Regions from separate parts of the Homo sapiens genome. Here region 2 is linked to region 1. A link is a loop called in an ENCODE intact Hi-C map of the cell type or tissue named here. Cell type or tissue: adrenal gland. All regions are shown on one strand.

Region 1 (8,000 bases):
CCGGGTGGGGTGGGGTGGTCAGTAAGGTTCCCAGAACCCCTCTTGTCCTGAGGGTGGGCAGGGCGCTCATCCTCAATCCTATGTGCCCCCAGAACCTGGTGCTCCCCGACATGTTCTTCTCCTTCTATGACCTCCGAAGAGAATTCCATATGCAGCATCCAAGCACCTGCCCTGCCAGGGACCTCACTGTGGCCACCATGGCACAGGGTATCTGTGACCCAGCAGGGTTAGGGTGGAGAAGCCACTGTGGGTACATGTGTCTGAGTATGTGCATGCTGTGGGTGGGTAATATGGACACATACAAGACTGCGTTATCTGCTAAGTCCCTGAGTGTACTGTGTCTTCGTGTCTGTGCTAGGATGAGTTTGGAATGTGGGTATGTGTCTGTCTATGTCTGGACTGGGAATCTGTATGTGCACACATGAACTGGGCCAAAACAAATGTGTATGCTGGTCTCCAGCATGTGTCTATGGAGGGGAGTTGGGCCCAGGAGTAAACAGGATTAGTGCTTATGCTAAGATGTCTTCACTGTCACTTCTCTGCCCATAGGTTTAGGACTGGAGACAGATGCCACAGAGGATGACTTTGGGGTCTGGGAAGTCAAGACAATGGTAGCTGTTATCCTCCATCTACTCAAAGAGCCCAGCAGTAAGGTTTCCCTCACTGCCTGTCACCTGTTCTCAGGGATGACAAATGCCTATTGCTCCTCCCCACTGTGACCTTCTCTAAGAGACCACGGGGGAATCCTCTTTGTCATTTCTTTTTTTTTTTTTTTTTTGAGACAGTCTCCCTCTGTAGCCTAGGCTAGAGTGCAGTGGCACAATCTCAGCTCACTGCAACCTCCACTTTCCGGGTTCAAGCGATTCTCCTGTCTAAGCCTCCAGAGTAGCTGGGATTATAGGCGCCTGCCACCATGCCCACCTAATTTTTGTATTTTTAGTAGAGATGGGGTTTCACCATGTTGGCCAGGCTGGTCTGGAACTCCTGACCTCAAATGATCCACCCACCTTGGCCTCCCAAAGTGCTGGGATTATAGGCGTGAGCCACTGTGCTCGGCCTGTCATTTCTTCATCTCTCTCAATTGTCCACTTTTTGCAGAACTTGGTGGGGACACCCCTCTCCACCAGACCCTGCTGACCCCCAGGCCATCTTTTCTCAGGTCAATTGTTTTCGAAGCCCGAGGTGATAAAGCAGAAATACGAGACGGGGCCTTGGTGAGTGTGGGAGCAGGGGCTGGGGGTGACAACAGCTGAATAGCTCTGACAGCACTGTGCCCTGCCCCTACAGCAGCAAGGCTGATGTGGTGGACAGTGAGACTGTGGTACGGGCTCGTGGGTTGCCGTGGCAGTCATCAGACCAGGACGTGGCTCGCTTCTTCAAAGGGCTCAACGTGGCCAGGTGGGTGTGGCAGGGTGGGTGGGCCCAATTGGACAGGCCTACCCAGGAGGCACTAACAGCACTGGCTCCACAGGGGTGGTGTAGCACTCTGCCTCAACGCCCAGGGCCGCAGAAATGGCGAGGCCCTCATCCGCTTTGTGGACAGCGAGCAGCGGGACCTAGCGCTGCAGAGACACAAGCACCACATGGGCGTCCGCTATATTGAGGTGGGGCTTTGGGCTGGGAGCGGAGCAGGGCCAATCTGAGTCAGGCCTGAGACCCATGGGCTGCTGCTCTCTGTACCCACAGGTGTATAAAGCGACAGGGGAGGAGTTTGTAAAGATTGCAGGGGGTGAGTATACTGCAAACAGGGCCTGGCTCCCCTGGTTCTTGATCCATTTCACTTCCCCACCACCCCTTGCCTGCCTGCTCCCCTGCATGGGTGAGTGTCTGGAGGAGCATGAGTGAAGTCAGCAGGCGACTCTCATACACAGGCACATCACTAGAGGTGGCTCGTTTCTTGTCACGGGAAGACCAAGTGATCCTGCGGCTGCGGGGACTGCCCTTCTCGGCTGGGCCAACGGACGTGCTTGGCTTCCTGGGGCCAGAGTGCCCAGTGACTGGGGGTACCGAGGGGCTGCTCTTTGTGCGCCATCCTGATGGCCGGCCGACTGGTGATGCCTTCGCCCTCTTTGCTTGTGAGGAGCTGGCACAGGCTGCACTGCGCAGGCACAAGGGCATGCTGGGTAAGCGATACATTGAACTCTTCCGGAGCACTGCAGCCGAAGTGCAGCAGGTGAGCGCCCAGGGCTCCCCACCCCCAGATGTACTGTTACTCCAGGGCGGCCCTCTGTGTCCCTGCCCTACTTGGCATGACCAGCCTGTTGCTGCCTTCCTTACTAGGTCTTGAACCGCTATGCATCCGGCCCACTCCTTCCTACACTGACTGCCCCACTGCTGCCCATCCCCTTCCCACTGGCACCTGGGACTGGGAGGGACTGTGTACGCCTCCGAGGCCTGCCCTACACGGCCACCATTGAAGACATCCTGAGCTTTCTGGGGGAGGCAGCAGCTGACATTCGGCCCCACGGTGTACACATGGTGCTCAACCAGCAGGTGAAGCCACTGCTTGGTAGGGGGAACACATAAATAGGAAGGGGTGTGTGTTAGGGGTAAGGCACTCTTACACATGACAAACTGCTCACAAGATGGTGTGCACAGGGCCGGCCATCGGGCGATGCCTTCATTCAGATGACATCAGCAGAGCGAGCCCTAGCTGCTGCTCAGCGTTGCCATAAGAAGGTGATGAAGGAGCGCTACGTGGAGGTGGTCCCCTGTTCCACAGAGGAGATGAGCCGAGTGCTGATGGGGGGCACCTTGGGCCGCAGTGGCATGTCCCCTCCACCCTGCAAGCTGCCCTGTGAGTGCCCTAGGGGCTAGGGGAGGAGGAGGCCTGTGGTAGCCAGGCTGTTGTAAGCCCCTACCTTCTATAGCGGGGACTCCTTTCTGGCTACCCCACCCAGGGCAGTGCTGGGCTCCGTGCACATGCACTTTCTACTTCCGTCTCTAGGCCTCTCACCACCTACCTACACCACCTTCCAAGCCACCCCAACGCTCATTCCCACGGAGACGGCAGCTCTATACCCCTCTTCAGCACTGCTCCCAGCTGCCAGGGTGCCTGCTGCCCCCACCCCTGTTGCCTACTATCCAGGGCCAGCCACTCAACTCTACCTGAACTACACAGCCTACTACCCAAGGTACCCTGCAGCTAAGAGAATATCACAGTCCCACTCCCTGTCCCAATCTGGGGAAAGGTCACGATCCCCTTTCTGGACCAGATAACTCCTCCCTTGAGATGACAAGGGAGTAAGGTGGCAGCTGGCTAATGCCATCTACAAAACAGATCGAAAATGACTCTGTAGAGGCTGGGGCTTCAGGGAGGAACTGAATTAAGCACAAGGCAGAAACAAGGGAGGAGGGAAACAGGTCTCGGTCTAGGCCACAGGTGGCATGCATGACTAAACCTTGTCTCTCCCACCCTAGCCCCCCAGTCTCCCCCACCACTGTGGGCTACCTCACTACACCCACTGCTGCCCTGGCCTCTGCTCCCACCTCAGTGTTGTCCCAGTCAGGAGCCTTGGTCCGCATGCAGGGTGTCCCATACACGGCTGGTATGAAGGATCTGCTCAGCGTCTTCCAGGCCTACCAGGTGAGATTGTGTGGCCGGAGGGCCTGGCGGGTCTGGCTGAGCTCTCTGCCCTAAATCTGTGTCCCTTCTGTAGCTACCCGCTGATGACTACACCAGTCTGATGCCTGTTGGTGACCCACCTCGCACTGTGTTACAAGCCCCCAAGGAATGGGTGTGTTTGTAGGAGAGAAAGCCAGGAGGTAAGAGCCAGCTGATATCCTCGGCGAACATGTCTCTCCTGAGTCCAGAAGACCAGCACCCTCAACCTGGTAGCTTCTTTCTGGCTTGTCAAAGCTCTCAGAAGGTACCTAGAGGAGCCCAAGCCCCAGCTCCATCCTCCACTTATTCTGCCTGTTTCCCCCAAAGACAATGGCTGGACCCTGCATGCAGGGCTGGGGGTGGAATGGGGCTAACCAGCTCCTGATGGCCTGAGCCAGGCATCTTGACTGGCACCTGGAGAGCCCTTAAGTCTGTCCTGGCTGTGGCCCATGCCGACAGATATCGTGGGGCTGACAGGTCCACGGCAGGCTTGCTTTCTTTTATAAAATGGAAGCTCTGGTACCTTCAATGTATGACTCCTGGGAGAATCAAGGGTCCATCTGAGCCTCTGAGTAAAGATCCCAATGTTCTACCTCTCCCTGTCCCTCTTGTAGGGGATAGGGAGGCAGAGAGAGCCAGCCCCTACCCTCAGAGTATCTGGACCTCAGAGACCATGTTGTGCCAGGGGTGGTCCCACCTAAAGATGCTAGCCCCTCTCCAGGTGGGCATAAGGAGTAACAGATGGCAAAACCACAAACTATTTTGATGGACTGTGCTGCAGTATCACCAGAAGACATTAGGGGGCAGTAGGCCCCCACACAAAACCTTCAGGCTTGAATTTTAAAGGGGAGGACTTTCTGCCAACTTTTCTTGTATGCCTTGGGAAAGCCAGTTGCCCTGAACCCAGCAGACACCATGGAATGTCCTTTGCACGCATTAAATGGTACAGAACTGAAGCCTCGGAAGCAATTTGGAACTCGATCTTCTCTTCCTTAAATGAAAAGTTATTGACCAAATGGACTTTTTAAAAGACACAGGACCCTTAACTTTGCCCCAAAGTGAGGGGCTCCACACCAACCCCAGGCGGAGGAACACTCAGACAGATTAAGGATACTGTTGACCTGTCACTGTTTATTATTTCAGCACTAAAACTGAGGAGCCTCAACTGCTGGCTCTTCTTCCCTTTGTATTTGTGTAAGGAGCACTGCACTCCCATAAAAGGTTTTAAAATACAAAATGTACAAGAACACACAATTCCAAGTGCTGTAAACATAACTGAGAACCAGTTCCTTTACTAAACATCCATTTTATAAAACACAAGGTTTCAATTTGAGCCCATCTGAGCCTTAAAGATCCATTCTGAATACCAAAAACAGGGCTTCACAGCCAGGCCCAGAAGAGGTCTGGTGATAATGGCTGGCCCTGGGTGGGGATAGTTTACACCCGGGCAGCAGCACCACACATGAACCCAAAGACATGTTCTTTTTAAAGCTGTTTTCAGCCATGTTTCTCTGTGCATCTCCAGTAAGCAGAAGGCTACCCATTCCATTCCTCAACCCAAGAGCTAGCACAGTTAGAGTAGGAGGGGGTGCGTACTAGCACGTGCCCAGTTGCTCAGTGCTGCTAGTAGAAATTGATTTGCATAGTCCAATGGATGTGTGCTTTAACACCACTATGTTGCACAAAAATTTAAGTCTTTATCTACAAAGCCAAAAAATATTGACTCTTAACACCAAAGCTTTTACAAAGCTGATATAAAACTGCTTACATAGTATACAAAGCTCTATTTTAAAATTTAATGTTTATTTTAAATAGGAAAGCATTTCTAGTGCTACAGGCATCAAGGTATTTAGAAGGCATCAAAATTTGGTGCATAGCAACTCTGGATCATAGAGGCTTTTAATTCTTGAGGGCACAAAGGGTATTGCAAGGGGAACTCTTGCAATAACCTCATGTGAGGCAGCTACACCAGGGGCAAAAGGGTAGGGGCAAGTCTGGCCATTTCTCTGGAATGTCAACCGAGAGGCCAACTTCTTGCCCCTCCAAAGGAAGCTGTGGGCGTCCAACCACAGGCCCAGAAGCAAATCTCACTATCCACATTCTGTGACACAACTCACTTTTCAAGAAAATTTGAAAACACCCAGCTCCAAGAGGGGCCACAGTGATCTGCTGAAGAATAGACCTTTTTCTCTAACTAACTTTAGGGGAGAAATCTAAAATATATTTTGTTTTTTTTAAAGACCATACTTCCTCATCCTGAGTCAACAGCTCCTAACCTACTGACAACAGGTGGTGGGCAATAGGCCAGCTCCCTTTCCCAGACCTGAACTGGCCTTAGTAGAGAGAGTCCTGGCATCAAGGGCCTGCAGTCTCCTGGAATAACAGCATCAGGCCTTCAACCAGCACACTGTCTCACATATAGGCACTCAAAAAATCTGCTTCCTGAATCAATGGAAGTATATTATTTCATTTGAAAGCATACTGCAAACTTCAGAGGCTCTGTAATGGGCCCAGGAACAGGTAAAAAAAATCCCATTAGGGAGAGGGGTAAGGGCAGGTTTTTTTTTTTTTTAAAGTACCCAACTCGGGTACCTCCTTTGGTAGACAGCAGGCTGCAGTTTCTGCTGGGCCCTGCCTTGGACACCAGTCTCACCAGCAGCAGCACCAGGGTGTCTTTGGTGTGGAGGGTCAGGTTATCACTTCTGGATGTGCTCAGAGCCTTCTGGGGAAAAGGCTGGTTTTTAGATCATACAGACAGGACAGGGTAGGCCAGAATCATTTCAGGCTATAAATAGAATGGCAGATAAGCCTTCCATGCCAGTGTGACTCTTAAAACCTTCCCATCTGGAGTCCTGTATTTTCTCTGCCCATGCTGATGTACTGCTCATTTGTGCTTTAGCTCTGCACACAGCCTGGCCTCTAGCTAGAGTTAGAACTGCAAAGCTGCCTAAACCACTGAGACTGGCTTCAAAGGTCACAGAACAGCCAAAGGCAGATGCTTCTGTTTGGAAAAGGTTCTACGACCAGATGACACAAACAGGAAGCGCACTCCACAGCCTACTAGTTTTTATGATGGCAAGAAATGAAAGTGACCAAGCTAGAACCCCACCATTCAGAGTCACCTTAAATGTAGCCATCTTACCCAGGGTCCTGAGGGAAAAAGCAATTTCAACATGGAGCCAGTATGGAGAGATTGCAAGATTACCTAGAAAGTTACCAAAAGGCTATGCTCTGGAATGTCTTTTTATATTCCAACACTTCAATGATGGAATGGTCTCTTCTCATTTTATCTAACAACAGTTTAGTTTTATAAAGAGGTATGAGCTACATTTGGCTTTATTTCCTATAAATCTATGAACGTCTTCAGGACACATGCTGACTTTCTGAGGCATAGGTGTGGGCTTGGGATATTTTTTTCTTTTTCTTTTTTTCTTTTCTTTTTTTTTCTTTTTTTTTTTTTTTTTTTTTTTTTTGCTTCTAGAAGGTCTTATCAAAAGTTCCTATTTTAAAAATTATCATAAAAACTAAAGGGCCCTTCAAATGACCATAAAGCAGTACAAATCACCAATCCTAGCTAAGTAACCAGGTCACCTGCAAAAGCAGCACCTCGGAAACAAGAGAGCCTGCTGCATTCACACTCAAAGCACCCATCATATAAAAGTATCCTAGTTAAATATAAAAAGCAAAGTTCATTTCCCCAAAGCTCAAACAGCCTATGCTGCTCCTGTTCTTTTGCCAAATCTACCCAAGGCCTGAGGTGGAGGAATGCTACTTTCCCCACAAATGGTGGGTCCCACTCCTGGCCCCAGACCTGAAGGCTGCAGAGTTGGAAACCCAAGGTCCAAGGAGAGAAACATGCTGAGAAGTTGGTGGTGGACACAAGGCTGCAGTAAGCACTGTTAGAGCCCATCAGATCTTCCTAAATCCAGGGACTCAGGACTCGGGAGGGGAGCCTGCCTGCTCACCCCTGCTCCTTGGGAAACAGAAATCTGGGACATGTCTCTCCCAATTATCTCGTTCACTGAAAAACAAGAAAAGGGAGAGTGATTAGTGACCTCTGAGTGATTAGCCATATGATGCCCAACGCTGAGCTCTACCTCAGACATTTCCCTTCCCATGGCTTTCTGTAAAGATAAAGGCAGTGTCTGAAGCCTGCTCCTGAGCTGAGTGGCATTAGAGATGGAAACATCGCTCCACAAACTACTCTGGACCTCTTTTTCTCTCTCATTCAGTTCATTTTGGGTTGGGAAGGGGGCTTACCCTCACTCTAAAGGTATGTTTAAATAAGTATTCACCTTACTCTAACTTTTCTTTAATTCATATCTCTTTGAGAAAGTTTTTATTTTCTACAATGCCACCTCCTATGTAAATGGAATGAAAATAAATGCTTTGGTCA
Region 2 (8,000 bases), 250 kb after region 1:
GCTCAAGCAATCCTGCCATCTCAGCCTGCAAGTAGCTGGGGCTACAGGCATGTGTCATCATGCCCAGATAATTTTATTTTTGGCAGAGATGGGGTCTCGTGTTGCCCAGGCTGGTCTTGAACTCCTGGACTCAAGTGATTCTCCTGCCTTGGCCTCCTAAAGTGTGGGATTACAGGCCTAAGCCACCTCACTGGGCCTTTTCTTCTTTTTTTCTTTTCTTTTTTTTTTTTTTGAGACAGAGGCTCACTCTGTTGCCCAGCCTGGAGTGCAGTGGCACAATCTCGGCTCACTGCAACCTCTGCTTCCTGAGTTCCAGCGATTCTCCTGCCTCAGCTTCCCAAGTAGCTGGGATTACAGGTGTGCGCCATGATGCCCAGCTAATTTATTTTTCCTTTCTTTCTTTCTTTCTTTCCTTTCTTTCCTTTCTTTCTTTCTTTCTTTTTTGTCTTTTTAGTAGAGATTGGGTTTCACCATGTTGGCCAGGCTGGTCTCAAACTCCTGACCTCAAGTGATCCGCCCACCTTGGCCTCCCAAAGTGCTGGGATTACAGGTGTGAGCCACCATACCTGGCCATTTTCTTCTTTTTAACTCTGGTTGGTAGGGGGGATCATTTGCATTCAGTAAAAGGCATAGATCTTAATAGTATGATTCAATAAGTTTTGATAAATATTCAAGGAGGTTTTGAGGCCTCCTTCTGAAGGATAAAGAGCAGAGGAGAATTACCTACTCTCTCCAAGTCTCCACTTCCCATACCTGACCAGGGCTGGGGTTTCATAGACCCTGGACTGTGGTTCTGAGTCATGATCAGGGAATCAGGTCTGAAACCCACTAGCTGGTGGCCACACAGATTCCCTCAGGGGCTGGAAGACGTGTCCACATACCCGGTCCTGATAGAGGAGTTGCTGAGTCGTGGCTGGAGTGAGGAAGAGCTTCAGGGTGTCCTTCGTGGAAACCTGCTGCGGGTCTTCAGACAAGTGGAAAAGGTACTCTGGGCTGGGCAAGAGAGTAGCCGAGGGGTCTGAGCAAGTGTATCAAGGAGAGCTGTGGAAGCTGAGCACCGACTGCCACCTCTAGGTACAGGAAGAAAACAAATGGCAAAGCCCCTTGGAGGACAAGTTCCCGGATGAGCAGCTGAGCAGTTCCTGCCACTCCGACCTCTCACGTCTGCGTCAGAGACAGAGTCTGACTTCAGGCCAGGAACTCACTGAGATTCCCATACACTGGACAGCCAAGTTACCAGCCAAGTGGTCAGTCTCAGAGTCCTCCCCCCACATGGCCCCAGTCCTTGCAGTTGTGGCCACCTTCCCAGTCCTTATTCTGTGGCTCTGATGACCCAGTTAGTCCTGCCAGATGTCACTGTAGCAAGCCACAGACACCCCACAAAGTTCCCCTGTTGTGCAGGCACAAATATTTCCTGAAATAAATGTTTTGGACATAGAAACAGACCTGAGTTTCCTTCTCTGCAATGGGGACTGGTGGCATCGTCTCCCAGTGCTGGTGGTTGGTGGGGGATCCTTCATTTCAGCCACCAGTTGTTTAAGGAAAGACTGTTGACAGGAGCCCGAGGTGACCCAGGTGATTGGGCTCAGCACTGGATGAAAACAGTGGTGGATCCGGTGGCAGGAGGTGGACCCTATTCCGTGTTCCCTCTGAGTAGCTCATCTCTTTTTATTTATTTATTTATTTATTTATTTATTTATTTATTTACTTTTGAGGCAGAGTCTCACTTTGTCACCCAGGCTGGAGTACAGTGGCGCAATCATAGCTCACTGCAGCTTTGAACTCTTGGGCTCAAATGAAGCTTCTGCTTCAGCCTCTCAAGTAGCTGGGACTATAGGCGTGCACCACCACACTCAGCTAATTTATTTTTATTTTAGCTTTCTGGATTTTTTTTTTCTTCGAGACAGAGTCTTGGTCTGTCACCCAGGCTGGAGTGCAGTGGCACAATCTCGGCTCACTGCAAGCTCTGCCTCCCGGGTTCAAGCAATTCTCCTGTCTCAGCCTCCCGAGCAGCTGGGACTAGAGGCGCCCGCCACCATGCCCAGCTAATTTTTGTATTTTTAGTAGAGATGGGGTTTCACCTTGTTGGTAAGGCTGCTCTCGAACTCCTGACCTCAGGTGATTCACCAGCCTCGGCCTCCCAAAGTGCTGGGGGATTATAGGTGTGAGCCACCGGGCCTGGCTTTTTGTTTTTTGAGATGGAGTCTTGCTCCGTCGCCCAGGCGGGAATGCAGTGGCGTGATCTCGGCTCACTGCAACCTCAGCCTCCCGATTTCAAGCGATTCTCCAGCCTCAGCGTCCTGAACAGCTGGGACTACAGGCATGCACCACCATGCCCAGCTGATTTTTCTTTTTTCAGTAGAGAAGGAGTTTCACCATATTGGCCAGGCTGGTCTCGAACTCCTGACCTTGTGATCCACCTGCCTCGGGCTCCCAAAGTGTTGGGATTACAAGCTAGAGCCACTGCATCCGGCCAGCTTTCTTTTTTTCATTACTTCACTTAGAAGGAGGATTTTTAAATTTTTTTATAGAGACAGGGATCTCCCTATGTTGCCCAGGCTGGTCTCGAACTCCTGGACTAAAGCAATCCTCCCACCTTGGCCTCCCAAAGTGCTAGGATTACAGGAGTAAGCCACTGTGCCCAGATGGAGTAGGGTAACTTTGATTTACCTAGCCAACCATAAGCAAACATTTTAAACTGTGCTTATGTATTATTTTGATAACATTTAAAAAATTAATTGTAACTTCATGCCCTGTCCTTTTCACATGTCTAATGTAGGAAATAGGGAGTCCTCTGAACCTCTTCCAGTTCTGGGGGCTGCCCATTAAAATAATACTTTTTTTATTTTTCCTGAGACAGGGTCTCTGTCACCGCTGGAGTGCAGTGGCACAATCATGCCTCACTGCAGCCTCAACCCCCTGGGCTCAAGTGATCCTCCCCACTCTGTTTCCTGAGTAGCTGGGACCATAGGCGCGCACCACCATGTCCAGCTAATTTTTGTATTTTTTGTAGATACGAGGTTTCACCATGTTGCCCAGGCTGGTCTCAAACTGCCAGACTCAAGTGATCCACCCACCTTGCCCTCCCAAAGTGCTGGGATTACAGGCGTGTGCCACTATGCCCAGCAAAACAATTTAAAATAATAGGCTGAGAGCGGTGGTTCACACCTGTAATCCCAGCACTTTGGGAGGCCGAGGCGGGCGGATCACAAGGTCAGAAGATCGAGACCATCCTGGCTAGCACGGTGAAACCCCATCTCTACTAAAGACGCAAAACATTAGCCGGCTGTGGTGTCACGCGCCTGTGGTCCCAGCTACTTGGGAGACTGAGGCAGGAAAATCACTTGAACCCAGGAAGCAAAGGTTGCAGTGAGCCGAGATCACGCCACTGCACTCCAGCCTGGGTGACAGAGTAGCACACAAAACAAAAAAAAAACACAAAACAAAACAAACCCAAAAACAACAAAACAAAACTAAGCTAAAATAATAATGATAATAATAATAATAATAATAATAATAATAATATAGGAAACAGGTGCACATGCAATGCTTCTGCACTTTTCTTAAACTATTAGCAAAGTTGCCATTCTTCATGTTGTTCCAAGTCACTTAAATAAAGACCTTCTGGGCAGGCCGGGGAGATTTATGGGAGACCAAAATAAACATGACCTTTCTCTGCCCTTCCTGAGAGAACCAAAGCTAGAAGCAGCTGGGTCACACTTGGCCATTAACCCCCAGGCATGAGGAGGAGCAGACAGCAACCAACAAGGGGAAGTGGTCGCCAGAGGCCAAGGCCCTTCTTGAGGTGCCCAGAAGGGGATGCCCACTTATCAGGGAGCCCAGGTGGAAAAACAAGAGACAGACACAGACGCAGAGGGAAGATAATTTAGATTCGGTCTGTGTCATTGGCCTTTCTCAGCAGCAACTGGCCCAGGAAGTTCAGATGCTACCCAGATTCAGGGTTTTTTTTGTTTTGTTTTGAGACGGAATTTCCTCTTGTTGCCCAGGCTGGAGTGCAGTGGCGCGATCTCAGCTCACTAGAACCTCTGCCTCCCAGGTTCAAGTGATTCTCCTGCCTCAGCCTCCCGAGTAGCTGGGATTACAGGCACCTGCCACCAGGACCAGCTAATTTTTTTTGTATTTTTAGTACAGACGGGGTTTCACTATGTTGGCCAGGCTGCTCTCGAACTCCTGACCTCGGGCGATCCACCCAACTTGGCCTCCCAAAGTGCTGGGAATACAGGCGTGAGCCACCATCCCCAGCGTTGTTTTTTTTTTTTTTTTGACAGGGTCTCACTCCCATTGCCCAGGCTGGAGTGCAGTGACACGATCTCAGCTCACTGCAGCCTCAACTTCCTGGCCTCAAGTGATTCTCCTACCTCAGCCTCTGGAGTAGCTGGGACCTCCGGTGCGCACCACCACGCCTGGCTAATACTTTGTATTTTTAGTAAAGACAGGATTTCACCATGTTGCCTAGGCTGGTCTCAAACTCCTGGACTCAAGCAATCTGCTTGCCTTGGCTTCCCAAAGTGCTGGGATTACAGACATGAGCCACTGCGCTGACCCAGATGCAGTTTTTGTTTGTTTTGAGACGGAGTCTTGCTCTGTTGCCCAGGCTGGAGTGCAATGCACTCGGCTCACTGCAACCTCCGCCTCCGAGGTTCAAGTGATTCTCCTGCCTCAGCCTCTTCAGTAGCTGGGATTACAGGCACACACCACCCTGCCCAGCTAATTTTTGTATTTTTAGTAGAGATGGGGTTTCACTGTGTTGGCCAAGCTTGTCTCAAACTCCTAGACTCAAGCAACCTGCCCGCCTCAGCCTCCCAAAGTGTTAGGATTATAGGGGTAAGCCACCGCATCCGGCCCCAGATGCAGTTTTGAGATCTATTTCCCCTGCACCAGGATTTTTTCAACAGGAAATGACGAGGAGCTGCTGGAAGCTAGCCTTGTATTGTCTTTAAGGAGGATTTCTGCCCCAGGTGAAATAACGTGTCAGACCAAGCCCCCTCATGCTCTCAGGACCAAGAGACCTAGTCTGATCTTGTCCCTCAACTCCATGCCTTAGAGAATCCACCTGTGCCTCCTCCACAACAGTTGTTGTAATGCCCAAACTAGACCTCTGCTGGGCTGTTAGCCAACCCTGGATCCCCTCTCCACTCCTCCATGCCCGATCCAGACCTTTGAAGCAAGGTTCAGCTACTGCTGTGGTGCCTCCCCCAACCCCCATGACCCTGATTAGCCCTCACCAGCACTACCCATGATTTCCCTTAGCCAGTATCACCATAATAAAGAAATGAGATGCAAACTGATCAGGGTGCAGGTAGATCTCTTCCCGAGAGGATAACTGCTAACTAACATTTGATGTGTAGACTCTTCTGGGGTCTTTTTGTGTCCGGAATTGGTGGGTTCTTGGTCTCACTGACTTCAAGAATGAAGCCACAGACCCTCGCGGTGAGTGTTACAGTTCTTAAAGGTGGCGTGTCCGGAATTTGTTCCTTCTGATGGTTGGATGTGTTCGGAGTTTCTTCCTTCTGGTGGGTTCGCGGTCTCGCAGGCTCAGAAGTGAAGCTGAAGACCTTCGTGGTGTCACAGGTCTCAAGGCGCCGAGTCCGGAGTTCTTCGTTCCTCTCCGTGGGTTCATGGCCTCGCTGGCTTCGGGAGTGAAGCTGCAGACCTTCGCAGTGAGTATTACAGCTCATACAGTATGGATCCAAAAACGGAATAGCAGCAACAGCCATTGCAAACAGCAAAAGAACAAACCTCCCACTGCCTGGAAGAGAACCCCAGCAAGTTGCTACTGAAAGAGCGGGCAGCCTGCTTTTATTGTCTTATCTGGCCCCACCCACATCCTGCTGATTGGTCCATTTTACAGAGAGCTGATTGGTCTGTTTTACAGAGAGCTGATGGGCCCGTTTTGACAGGGTGCTGACTGGTGCGTTTACAATCCCTGAGCTAGACACAAAAGTTCTCCACGTCCCCACTAGATTAGCTAGATACAGAGTGTCGATTGGTGCATTCACAACCCCGGAGCTAGACACAGGGTGCTGATTGGTGTGTTTACAAACCTTGAGCTACATACAGAGTGCTGATTGGTGTATTTACAATCCCTTAGCTAGACATAAAGATTCTCCAAGTCCCCACCAGACTCAGGAGCCCAGCTGGCTTCACCCAGTGGATGCTGCACCGGGGCCGCAGGTGGAGCTGCCTGCCAGTCCGGCGCCGTGTGCCCGCACTCCTCAGCCCTTGGGCAGTCGATGGGACTGGGCGCCGTGGAACAGGGGTTGGCGCTCGTCGGGGAGGCTTGGGCTGCACAGGAGCGCACGGCGGGGGTGGAGGCTCAGGCATGGAGGGCTGCAGGTCCCGAGCCCTGCCCGGCGGGGAGGCAGCTAAGGCCCAGCGAGAAGTCGAGCACAGCAGCTGCTGGCCCAGGTGCTAAGCTCCTCACTGCCCGGGCCGGCTGGCCGCTCCGAGTGCGGGGCTTGCCAAGCCCACGCCCACCCGGAACTCGAGCTGGCCCGCAAGCGCAGCCTGCAGCCACGGTTCCCGCCCACGCCTCTCTCTCCACACCTACCCGCAAGCTGAGGGAGCCGGCTCCAGCCTTGTCCAGCCCAGAAAGGGGCTCCCACAGTGCAGCGACGGGCTGAAGGGCTCCTCAAACGCGGCCAGAGTGGGCGCCAAGGCCGAGGAGGTGCCGAGAGGGAGCGAGGGCTGTGAGGGCTGCCAGCACGCTGTCACCTCTCATTTTTGTGTCTGTATACTAACATATATATAGAAAAAAATATTCGGCCCGGTGCGGTGGCTCACGCCTGTAATCCCGGAACTTTGGGAGGCCAAGGTGGGCGGATCACGAGGTCAGGAGATCAAGACCATCCTGGCTAACACGGTGAAACCCGGTCTCTACTAAAAATACAAAAAATTAGCTGGGCATGGTGGTGGGCGCCTGTAGTCCCAGCTACTCGGGAGGCTGAGGCAGGAGACTGGCATGAACCCGGGAGGCGGAGCTTGCAGTGAGCAGAGATGGAGCCACTGCACTCCAGCCTGGGTGGCACAGTGAGACTCCGTCTCAAAAAAAAAACCACGTCTCTAAAAAAGAAATAAGGCCGGACGTGGTGGCTCATGCCTGTAATCCTAGCACTTTGGGAGACCTAGGTGGGCAGATCGCTTGAGCTCAGGAGTTCAAGACCAGTCTGGGCAACATGGTAAAACCCTGTCTCTAAAAAAAAATGCAAATATACAAAAATTAGCTGGGCATGGTGGTGCATGCCTGTAGTCCCTCCCAGCTACTTAGGGAGCTGAAGCAGGAGGATCACTTTTACCTGGGAGGTCGAGGCTACAGTGAGCTGAGATGGTGCCACTGCACTCCAGTGAGACCCTGTCTCAAAAAAAAATTTGTTTTAATAAAATAAAAAATAACAATTAGCCATGCATGGTGGCACTGCACCTATAGTCTCAGCTACTTGGGAGGTGGAGGAAGGAGGATCGCTTGAGCTCAGAAGTTCAAGGCTGCAGCAAGCTATGATCAAGGCTGCAGCAAGCTATGATCACCCCACTGCAACTCCAGCCTGGGTGACAGATACTCTGTCTCTTGGAGAAGGAAAAAAAGCTAAAATAATGATCCCCAACAAAAATTGTTCTTAAATTTCATTTTCGGGGCCGGGCACGGTGGCTCACGCCTGTAATCCCAGCACTTTGGGAGGTCGAGGCAGGAGGATCACTTGAGGTCAGGAGTTCAAGGCCAGCCTGGCCAACATGGTAAAACCCCATCTCTACTGAAAATACAAAAATTAGCTGGGCATGGTGGCGGGCACCTGTAATCCCAGCTACTCGGGAGGCTGAGGCAGGAAAATGGCTTGAACCCGGGACGTGGAGGTTGCAGTGAGCCGAGACTGCATCATTGCACTCCAGCCTGGGCAACAAGACCCAAACTCCGTCTCAAAACTGAAATGAGATGAAATGAAATAATGAAATGAAATGAAATGAAATGAAATGAAATGAAATAC

Evidence for each region. Hi-C counts contacts between places; a loop is a spot of excess contacts. Peaks named below come from ENCODE experiments on the same cell type or tissue, not always from the same donor. Only the 100,000 strongest peaks of a DNase experiment are listed, where the experiment ranks them.
Region 2: a loop joins it to region 1, with 3 times the contacts of the local background. A loop is called at or near these places in 63 of 110 quality-filtered maps.

What each region holds. Positions count from the first base shown.
Region 1 is chr16:68,225,975-68,233,974 of GRCh38, reverse strand. It overlaps NFATC3 (nuclear factor of activated T cells 3), which reads right to left. Exons shown (of 10, transcript NM_173165.3): 10 at 4,716-7,625. The coding sequence ends at 7,504. It overlaps ESRP2 (epithelial splicing regulatory protein 2), which reads left to right. Exons shown (of 15, transcript NM_024939.3): 4 at 93-207; 5 at 550-648; 6 at 1,160-1,214; 7 at 1,288-1,398; 8 at 1,472-1,604; 9 at 1,687-1,729; 10 at 1,872-2,173; 11 at 2,281-2,493; 12 at 2,599-2,797; 13 at 2,948-3,134; 14 at 3,421-3,586; 15 at 3,660-4,942. The coding sequence ends at 3,749. It overlaps MIR6773 (microRNA 6773), which reads left to right and starts at 476; the gene lies at 476-549. RefSeq lists an enhancer at 6,489-6,538. In adrenal gland, CTCF peaks have their summits at 4,179, 4,383 (motif pointing right), 5,348 and 5,589; no DNase peak of the experiment used is centred here.
Region 2 is chr16:67,980,835-67,988,834 of GRCh38, reverse strand. It overlaps DPEP2 (dipeptidase 2), which reads left to right. Exons shown (of 11, transcript NM_022355.4): 10 at 848-983; 11 at 1,075-1,441. The coding sequence ends at 1,329. Among named protein-coding and RNA genes, the nearest start is that of DPEP3, 4.3 kb to the right of the region's middle. RefSeq lists silencers at 3,615-3,909, 4,032-4,131. In adrenal gland, no CTCF peak of the experiment used is centred here; a DNase peak (open chromatin) is centred at 3,788; H3K27ac peaks cover 2,581 bases.